Regions from separate parts of the Homo sapiens genome. Here region 2 is linked to region 1. A link is a contact called in ENCODE Hi-C or POLR2A ChIA-PET data. All regions are on one chromosome and are shown on one strand. Each heading gives the region's core, a stretch centred on a gene start or an enhancer-like site at or near the end of the contact. The rest is flanking DNA. Distances are from core to core; before and after follow the strand shown. Region 1 overlaps COPG2 (coat protein complex I subunit gamma 2). Region 2 holds the start of CEP41 (centrosomal protein 41).

Region 1 (5,110 bases), core at 562-3,061:
AGTTTGTCCAAAAAAATCAGTAGTATTTGGTTAATCTTGCAGCTGCCAGAAGCAGCAATTTTAGCAGGGGCAAACAAGAGGCTGGCCAAAAAACTTAAAAGGAAAATTTGAGAAATGAGATGTCCTTAGGGGGCTTTGAAAATTTCTAAAATATTTCTGGGGATACAGAAGGTCATGTGCATGTGCAGGGCTAAGCAAACAGCCACTAAAGACCTGACAGAGCTCCGCTCTCTAACCTTTGCTTGACTCTGAGGCTCTGCACAAAGCAGGAAGTGAAGGCTAAGGCAGAGCTGTGAACTCCCGGGGCATGGAAAGCACGCCCCAACATACACAGCACCCGTTGGAAAATGATGGGAGACATACTGGTTTAAAGCATTTAAGAAAATCTGTCAAATTATTATTTGTGACTCAGCTAATCAAACAAAGACTTCAGTGTCTATACAAGATACAGAATAAAGACTACAGAAATAGTCCAGGAAGGTCACAAACAACAACAAAAACAACAAACCCCAGGGATAGGGAAAGGGAAGGTCTGATTACCAGTGTTGTCACATTATAATATTTAAAATATAATGTTTCTGACAAAATAATTATGAGACACACAAAGAAATACTTAACTATGACCCATCTATGGGGGAAAAAAAGTAGTCAATAGAATTTATTCCTGAGGAAGCCCAGATGTTGAACTTACTGGCAAAAACTTTAAGTCAGCTAATATAAATATGTTCAAAGAACTAAAGGAAACTAAAATATTTAATTTAAAGGGAAGTACAACAAGATGTCTTATGAGACTACCAATAAAGTGACAGAAATGATTTTTTTTTTTAAGAAACCAAATAGAAATTCTAGATTTGCAAAGTGCAATGACTGGAATGAAAAATTCACCAGAAAAAGTTCAATAGCAGACTTGCACAGGCAGATGAAAGAATAAGAAAACTTGTAGATCTACTGAGATAAACCAGCTGATGAAAATAAAAAAAGAAGGAAGAAAAATGAACAGTGCTTTGGAGACCTGTGTAACATGACCAAGGGTACCAACATTTTGGATGATAGGAGTTTTCATAGGAAAAGAGAGACACAAAGGGGAAAAAGAACATAAGAAGAAACCATGGCTGAAAACCTCATAAGTTTGATTTAGAAAAAACATTAATTTATGTACCCAAGAGGCTCAAAAAGTCTCAAGCAGAATAAATACAAAAATATTCAAATATATACACATCAGAGTGAAACTGTTGAAAGCATAAAAATAGTCATTCTGACTGGTGTGAAATTGTATCTCATTGTGGTTTCGATTTGCATTTCTCTAATGATTAGTGATGTTGACCATTTTTTCATATGCTTGGTACCATCTTGTACCAGTCAGAATAGCTATTATTAAAAAGTCAAAAAGTAACAGATGCTGGTGAGGTTGCAGAGAAAAGGGAATGCTTACACACTGCTGTTGGGAATGCAAATTAGTTCAGCCACTGTGGAAAGCAGTTTGGAGATTTCTCAAAGACCTCAGAACTACCATTCAATCCAGCAATCCCATTACTAAATACGAACCCGAAGGAATATGAATTGTTCTTCTTAGGTTTTGATGAGAAGGCGAGGATTAAAGAAAGACTGAGAGAGAGTTGGCGGCTCTACAGCAATGCAGGTTTTATGTCCAGCATAAGACCTGCAGAGGCGGGGCACCAGCTTAATGCCAGGGCCCACCTCTGCTTACAGGCTGGGGCAATTTTAGGCCTGGGAGGGAGGGGTCTGAGGGTTATGGCTTGCTGCCCGGGAGGATGTTGATAAGATGTTCCCATGATGAGGTGGTTTGGCCCTTGTTCTGGCAGGATGTGACAGTGATGTTCCTTGGACTTTTTCCCAGCAGAATGTGATAAGAAAGTCAGGCAGTCGGGCAGGATGTTTCTCACGGCCCAGTCCCCCAAGGAATGTTTCACTTTGATCAAGGTCTATGAAATGACAAGGGGCTTACAAAATGGTACAGTTTGGACTAACAGTTCTACCATAAAGACACAGGCCCTCCTATGTTCACTGCACCACTACACACAATAGCAAAGACATGGAATCAACCTAGATACCCAACAACAGTGGACTGGATGAAGAAAACGTAGTACATATACACCATGGAATACTATGCAGCCATAAAAATGAATGAGATTATGTCCATTGCAGCAACATCGATAGAGCTGGAGGCCATTATCCTAAGCAAATTAACACAGGGACAGAAAACCAAATACTGCATGTTTTCACTTATAAGGGAAGCTAAACATTGAGTGCACATGGTCACAAAGAAGGGAACAATAGGCACTGGAGCCTACTTGAGGGTGTAGGGTGGGAGAGGATGAGGATAAAAAAACTACCAACTGGGTGGTACCAAGAAGTTTGAGATTATGCTAAATGACCAAACCTAAGAATAACTGGTGTTCCCAAGGAAGAAGATAAATCTAAAAGTTTGGAAAACTTATTTGAAGGAATAATCAAGGAAAACTTCCCCGGCCTTGCAAGAGACCTAGACATCCAAATACAAGAAGCTCAAAGAACAGCCAGAAAATTCATCACAAAAAGATCATCACCTATGCATTTAGTCATCAGATTATCTAAAGTCAAGATGAAGGAAAGAATCTTAAGAGCTGTGAGGCACAAGCATCAGGTAAGCTATAAAGGAAAACCTACCAGATTAACAGCAGATTTCTCAGCAGAAACCCTACAAACTAGAAGGGACTGGGGTCCTATCGATAGCCTCCTTAAAAAAAATAATTATCAGCCAAGAATTTTGTATCCAGTGAAACTAAGCTTCATAAATGAAGGAAAGATAAAGTTCTTTTCAGATAAACAGATGCTGAGAGAATTCGCCACCACCAAGCCAGCACTACAATAACTGTAGAAGGAGTCCTAAATCTTGAAACAAAACCTTGAAATACACCAAAATAGAACCTCCTTAAAGAAAAAAATCTCACAGGGCCTATAAAACAATAACACAATGAAAAATAAAAAACAAGGTATTCAGGCTACAACTAGCATGATGAATAGAATAGTACCTCACTCACATCTCAGTAATAACACTGAATGTAAGAGGGCTAGGTGCGGTGACTCACACCTGTAATCTCAGCACTTTGGGAGGCCGAGGCAGGCAGATCACGAGGTCAGGAGTTTGAGACCAGCCTGGCCAACATGGTGACCCTGTCTCTACTAAAAATACAAAAATTAGCTGGGCATGGTGGTGGATGCCTGTAGTCCCAGCTACTCGGGAGGCTGACACAGGAGAATCACTTGAACCTGGGAGACGGACGTTGCGGTGAGCCAAGATCGCGCCATTGCACTCCAGCCTGGGCAACAGGAGCGAAACTCTGTCTCAAAAAAAAGAATCCACCAACCAAGTCCGCTGTCTTAAAGAGACTCATCTAACACATAAGGACTCACATAAACTTAAGGTAAAGGGGCGGAAAAAGGTATTCCATGCAAATGGACACCAAAAGTGAGCAGGAGTAGCTATTATATCAGACAAAACGGACTTTAAAGCAACAATAGTTTAAAAAGCAAAGACGGACATTATATAATGATAAAAGCACTAGTCCAACAGGAAAATATCACAATCCTAAATATATATGCACCTAACACTGGAGCTCCCAAATTTATAAAACAATTACTACTAGACCTAAGAAATGAGATAGACGGCAACGCAATAATAGTGGTGTACTTCAATACTCCACTGACAGCACGAGACAGGTCATCAAGACAGAAAGTCAACAAAGAAACAACGGACTTAAACTATACCCTACAACACATGGACTTAACAGATATTTACAGAACGTTCTACCCAACAACTGCAGAATATACATTCTATTCATCAGCACATGGAACATTCTCCAAAATAAACCATATGACAGGCCACAAAACAAGTCTCAATAAATTTAAGAAAATTAAAATTATACCAAGTACACTCTCAGACCACAGTAGAATAAAACTGGAAATCAACTCCAAAAGGAACCTTGAAAACCAGGCAAATACATGGAAATTAAATAATCTGCTCCTGAATGATTGTCAGGTCATCAATGAAATCAAGATGGAAATTAAAAAATTCTTTGAACTGAACAATAATAGTATATACAGACCTCTGAGATACAGCAAAAAAGGTGCTAAGAGGAAAGTTCATACTACTAAATGCCTACACCAAAAAGTCTGAAAGAGCATAAATAGATGATCTAAGGTCAAACCTCCAGGAACTAGAGAAACAAGAACAAACCAAACCTAAACTCAGCAAGAGAAAAGAAATAACCAAGATCAGAGCACAATTAAATGAAACTGAAACAACAACAACAACAAAAAATACAAAAGATAAATGAAACAAAAAGCTAGTTCTTTGAAGATAAACAAAATTGACAGACCATTACCAAGACTAACCAAGAAGAGAGAAGATCCAAGTAAGCTCAATTAAAAAGGAATCGGGAGATATTAAAACCAAAATACTAGAGAAATACAAAAGATCATTCAAGGCCACTATGAACACCTTTATACACACAAACCAGAAAATCTAGAGGTGATGGATAAATTCCTGGAAATATACAAACCCTCCTAGATCAAACCAGGAGGAAATAGAAACTCTGAACAGACCAATAACAAGCAGCAAGATTGAAATGGTAATAAAAAGTTTCCAACAAAAAAAAGTCCAAGACCAGATAAACTCACAGCTGAATTATATCAGACATTCAAAGAATAATTGGTACTAATCTTATTGAAACTATTCCAAAAGATAGAGAAAGAGTGAATCCTCCTTAAATCATTATAAGAAGCCAGTATAACCCTAATACCAAAACCAGGAAACGACATAACAAAAAAAGAAAACTACAGACCAATATCCCTGATGAACACAGACACAGAAATCCTCAACAAAATATAACTAACCAAATTCAACAGCATATCAAAAAGATATCCACCATGACCAAGTGGGTTTCATACCAGTGATGCAGGGATGGTTTAACATACGCAAGTCAATAAATGTGATACACCACATAAACAGAATTAAAAACAAAAATCACTTCATCATTTCAATGGATGCCAAAAAAGCATTTGACAAAATCCAGCATCCCTTTATGATTAAAACCCTCAGCAAAATCGG
Region 2 (5,460 bases), core at 650-3,149, 130 kb before region 1:
TCCTTGCCCCTTAGCAATGAAGACAATTAGGATGAAGATGTTTATGATGATACACTGCCACTTAATGAATAGTAAATATATTTTCTCTTCCTTATGATTTTCTTAATAATAATCTTTCCTCCAGCTTACTTTAAGAATTCAGTACATAATACATATGAGATACAAAATATGTTAATCAAGTGTTTCTGTTATCAGGAAGCCTTCCAGTCAATAGTAGGCTATTAGTAGTTAAGTTTTTTTGCAGGGGGGAGGGGAGTAAAAAGTTGTACATGGATTTTCTACTGGGGGTTATGAGTCTGCTGTAATTATTATTAACTATAGTCACCATGCTGTGCCAGAGATCTCAAAAACCATTCCTCCTGTTTAACTGTAACTTTGTGCCCTTGGATCAACATCTTCCCATTTCTGCCCTCCTTCCCCCCACCCTCCAGGCTCTGGTAACCACCATTTTATTCTCTACTTCTATGAGCTGGACTTTTTAAGATGCCACGTATAAGTGAGATCATGCAGCATTTAGACATTACCAATTGACCATGGCTCTCTTGCAGGGCTTAGACTCAGCCTTACAGCTTTCTCAGCCTAGTACCAGGCAGCCACCAAGAGATGAAACAGTTACAACTCCTATTTGGGATAAAGGCTAAGAACCTCAGCAAGGCAGAGAAAGCCTGGACTCCTACAGGGGCCTGTTCTGAGTTCACACACTCCTTACCTTCACTTGGGCTGTTCTACCCGGGATGATGCTTCACCTGGCTAATGAATGGCCTTGCCACCCCTTCCATCTCCACAACCCTTCTCTCACTCCCTCAGTTGAGTACTACCTATTTTCTCGTAACATCTTGCTCCCCGACCACACTGTACTCAAATTCTGTTCACAGGCTCCTTCACTAGACGCAATTTATTTATTGTTTATTTTTATTTTTTTGAGACAGAGTCGCTCTTATCACCCAGGCTGGAGTGCAATGGCACGATCTCGGCTCACTGGAACCTCCATCTCCTGGGTTCAAGCGATTCTCCTGCCTCAGCCTACCGAGTAGCTGGGATTACAGGCGCCTCACCACCACGCCCGGCTAATTTTTGTATTTTTAGTAGAGACGGGGTTTCGCCATGTTGGCCAGGCTGGTCTCAAACTTCTGACTTCGTGATCCGCCCGCCTCGGCCTCCCAAAGTGCTGGGATTACAGGCTGAGCCACCGCGCCTGGTCCACTATACGCAATTTATTAAAGGGCAGAGGCCTTGTCTTCTTTGTACGTCTAGCACCTACTGCACCGTGGAAGTTTCCAATAACGTTTGTTGAAACTGCCACAAATGCAGCAGGGGACTAGCGGTGAAACAGATGAAGAAACTGAAGGGTCCTATGGAGAGAGGGGTAAGCCTAATGTCCTATTTTGCCCGTTTTCCAAAGGTTTGGTCAGCTTACTCCTGCTCTTCCTGTATCCCCACAATCAGAGATGCTGGCTGGCTTTCAACACGTGCCATTAGTGTGCAGCGCTTCCTTTGTCTTTTCTGTTTTGTAACTGTCACTCCGAGACTGTAAGCCATTTGAGGGCAAGGGCTGTGTCTTTGGGTACTTCGCTCCTCGCAGTCACAAGTACTGGCGTGCGTACGCGGGGAGAGATCGCTCCTCAAAACGGGGTCCTGAACGCTGCCCCGCGGCCCCCAAGCCCGGCCCGCCCCGCCCCTGCATCCCGACCCCTCCTCACGCCGGCCCCTTCCCGCCTTCCGGGCGGCGGAAGTCGCTGGCTGCTCTTCCCTGCCCACATGAGCCTTTTCCGGTGCGCCCGCCCCCTCCGGCTCTCCGGCCGAGACCTGGCCCTCACCTCAGGGTTCCCAATGTGCCTCCGGAGGGACATATTTTCTCCAACCGACCACGTTCGGGGTTCTAGCCTCACGGGTTGCCTCTAACCCTAGCTTCCTACCCCCACAACCTTGTTCAGCCGCCTCCCTATACCCTCTTCTCCGATTGGCCCGTCTTCCCCGGCCGGCCAATGGGGGCCCCGTTTACTCTCTCATCTCAGGGTCGCAGAAGGGCAAGACGCCGCTCAATGGTTGCCAAGGGCAACGCGGGACGCCGGCTAGCGAGGCCTTTTGTTCTCTGGGCTGGGGCTCGCCGGCTCCAGCCTTAGGGCGGGAAGAGAGGCGCGGGGGGAGGGGAAGGCTGGCGCCTGCGCAAAGCCGGGGGCGGGGGCAGTGGCTTGAGAGCCGGGACAAAACACGAGTTTTAGCTAATGTGGAACCATAAATACAACACAAGACTCCCCATCCCCCAGCTCCGTTTTATGGCCGTTTCAACCAAACATCTGGGCTACTGATTCCACAACAGGGAATATTATATGGGCCAGGGTTGTTCAGCAGAAATGGGAGAGTATGGTTTATTATTTTCTGGTTAAGTTAATATGCGAATTATGCAAAATACATGGGTAAATACAGTAATTATCGGTGCTTTAAAAGCTTTTAGGCTAGCTATAGAGCGACATCCTTAATTGCAAAGCACACGCGCTATTCTGTGGTTCATCGTTCATTTAACAAATACTTAATAAGCACCTTATGAGAAAAGCTGCAGTAGGTCTTGTGGAGAATGGGAGGATGACTAGGACCCAATCCCGTCGTCATGGAAACCATTGTGACTCCTGCCACCAGCCACCACCTGTTCCCATTCCGGATCTGAAAATGAAGTCCTAGCACCTTTACAAAACAATTACACACACAGTTTGACTTGGCTCCTAAATGTCCCACCAAATCCATCAAAATTATTATTTCCTTTTACATGAAAGGAACAACACAGTAACCCTTTGTCCTTTGCTCTAAGTTGTTTTTCCAGGAATGGAGAAAGGTTACTCTGAGCAGTTCATACTCGCCAGTTGTCTGTTAGTGAATAATAGCACACATTTGAGCTACTTCAGGGTCTGTGAGATGACCCATTCAACAACATGGCCTCACATGCCCTTGTTCTCTTAGGCACTTCAGCAACCCAACCTTAGGGCTACACCTTGGATCATGTTGCCAGTCAGTGCTGCTTGACCAGAATTTTGAATTCTGGCCACAGCTGCTTCTTGGACTTTTCATGTCACTCTTTCATGTTTATTAAGTTTTGTCTTAATTTCCATAATCTTTGCCAGTTCTTTAACCCCTCTAAAATTCTCAGTCTCTCACTCCTCTGCTAAGGAAGGGTTTGAAGGCTGCAAAAAATTGGAAGGAGGCAGAGGGAAGAATGTTAATCTAGAAGCTTTTGCATAGCAAGCAGAAACTTCTAGATTCATTAGTATTTAGAATGTATGCTTACCTGGTGCACCTTGTGGGTAACCATAGAGATTATGGATAGAATAACGGGAAAGGAGAGAGGGAGATGATAGGGGACTACACTCAGAGGTGGTGAGAAAGACAGAAAAGGAGAGATTTAAAGACGTGTAGGTAAAATCAATAGTATACATGAGAAGAGGTAAGGGGTGCAAGGAATAGAAATTCATCAAAGATGGCTATAGTTTCTCTAACTTGAGGAACTGAGTAGATGGGCGATAATGCATTAATCAAGTTAAAGAACAACAGTCAAAAAGCCAAAACAGCAGAAAGTACAAGTAGGTCCAACAGTCCATTCAACTTCCATTCTTCAGTGTTTTGGCTCACTTCTTTGTACGGTTGTCTCTCTTTTGTTCCAGAGAACATCTGGTTTACTTGCCTCACTAGTCATCGTGGTTGTCACATTTGGACTGCACAGGAAGCATTATAGAGAGATTATAGAACCCGGCTGGTTCTTGGATCCAACTGACTGTGTGTCTGTGTGTCTGGGTGGGGTAATTTAAATACATGTTCCCTCCCCAATCCCTCAATTCTGATTCTGGCCGGCGGGTGGGGAGCGGGGGGTGTTGTGGTCCAAGGAGACTCTCCTTTAAAAGAGTCACCCCTTTCCTTCACATTTGGCCTCAATGGAATCCTTGGAAAGCTTAAAGCTATAAACCAAAAGACTTTTAACATCATGTATTTCTCTTTAGGATTCCTTTTGGATCCTGCTATGCCAAAACTGGATCAAAACGAACGCCAAGTGCTTACTTTGAAAAAATAGGCAAATGGTGGTGGCAATGGCTCACGCCTGTAATTCCAGCACTTTGAGAGACCAAGGCAGGAGGATAACTTCAGGCCAAAAATTCAAGACCAGCCTGGGCAACACAGTGAGACCGTGTCTCTATTTGTAAAAAATAGGCAAATGGTACAAAATGATAACTGATAAAAGAAAAACATCCAATAAACATATCAAAAAAACACAGAGCACCGGGCGCGGTGGCTCACCCCTGTAATCCCAGCACTTTGGGAGGCTGGCGGATCACGAGGTCAGGAGATTGAGATCATCCTGGCTAACACGGTGAAACCCCGTCTCTACTAAAAATACAAAAAATTAACGAGGCGCGGTGGCGGGTGCCTGTAGTCCCAGTTATCCGGGAGGCTGAGGCAGGAGAATGGCGTGAACCCAGGAGGCGGAGCTTGCAGTGAGCCGAGATCACACCACTGCACTCCAGCCTGGACGACAGAGCGAGACTCCGTTTCAAAAAAAAAAAAAAAAAAATACAGAGCAAGATAACTAGATCCCATTTTTCAACTATCAAATGTACAAAAGTTTTTTTCTTTAACAATAATGCTTAGTGCTGGCTAATGATTCATGAAACAACATGATCACATATTGTTAGTGCGAATATAAAGGAGCATGATCATTTTGAAGAATAATTTGAGAGTAGGTATTGAGAAGTCCTCAAATCTTAATATGCTAAGAATTCCTCCTAAGGAAATAATTGGACAAATGTACAGACATTACATCCATAGATGTTTACTGGAAGTATATTTAAAATGATAAAAATTGAAACAATCTAATTGATCATCAATTTAAAAATGATTAAAATAAATGCTGGCATATCTATACAAAGTAATCTTATGGAATCATTTAAAAGTATGTTTCAAGGCATAATTAAGGCAGTGGAGAACTGTTCCTGATACAGTAGATGAAAAGAGCAAGAAACAACTTTTTATTTAATATAATCCTGATTTGCATGGAGAAAAATACAGGTATCTGCAGAGAAAAATTGAAAGCAAAATCAAAAATATAAACCATCTTTGGATTATGGAATGTGGATATTTGTTTTATTCTTTATACTTTTATGTATTTCACAAATTTTCTTCATTGACTGTGAATTAATTTTATAATTTAAAAATTACATTCTCCCTCTAAGAAACAAAAAACCTGATGTTGACTTCAGCCTGGAAACTGTCTATGGCTTTTGTGTGGGCTGATTTAGACTGAAGCTGAATTCTGAGTAATTCCTCTATCTGAAGTGCCGCAGTTCTTGGCAGTAAAAGACTCTCCAGGCACTTTAGTAAGAGTCTTGCAATCAAAGTCGTGATTGCTAAGAGGTTCAAGCTTTGTTTGTAAGAGAAGAAATTCTGATTCTTTTCTTTAAAAGTTCCTACTTCCACTGA

Evidence for each region. A loop is a pair of places that touch in the nucleus more often than their neighbours do. ChIA-PET counts read pairs that join two places held with the same protein, here RNA polymerase II (POLR2A). Pooled maps may share reads with other maps.
Region 2: a loop to region 1 is called in a map of heart left ventricle, with 8 times the contacts of the local background. The contact joins the promoter of CEP41 here to the enhancer-like site in region 1. A Hi-C loop is called at or near these places in 1 of 168 maps with a recorded cell type or tissue (heart left ventricle), 1 of 37 single-sample maps with no recorded cell type and 7 of 50 pooled maps. POLR2A ChIA-PET finds 5 or more read pairs at or near these places in 1 of 52 experiments (activated naive CD4-positive, alpha-beta T cell).

Annotation. Positions count from the first base shown.
Region 1 is chr7:130,564,928-130,570,037 of GRCh38, forward strand. All of the region lies in intron 9 of COPG2 (coat protein complex I subunit gamma 2), which reads right to left. Among named protein-coding and RNA genes, the nearest start is that of COPG2IT1, 24 kb to the left of the region's middle. Within about 2 kb of position 1,812, at least 8 of the 41 ENCODE cell types and tissues checked have a DNase peak (open chromatin) inside an H3K27ac peak, as active enhancers do; they include heart left ventricle, where a contact is called at or near this core.
Region 2 is chr7:130,439,117-130,444,576 of GRCh38, forward strand. It overlaps CEP41 (centrosomal protein 41), which reads right to left and starts at 1,900. Exons shown (of 11, transcript NM_018718.3): 1 at 1,818-1,900. The coding sequence starts at 1,850. It overlaps LOC105375505 (a long non-coding RNA gene), which reads left to right and starts at 2,638. Exons shown (of 3, transcript XR_927973.3): 1 at 2,638-3,572; 2 at 3,654-3,773; 3 at 3,987-4,110. RefSeq lists an enhancer at 1,586-2,340.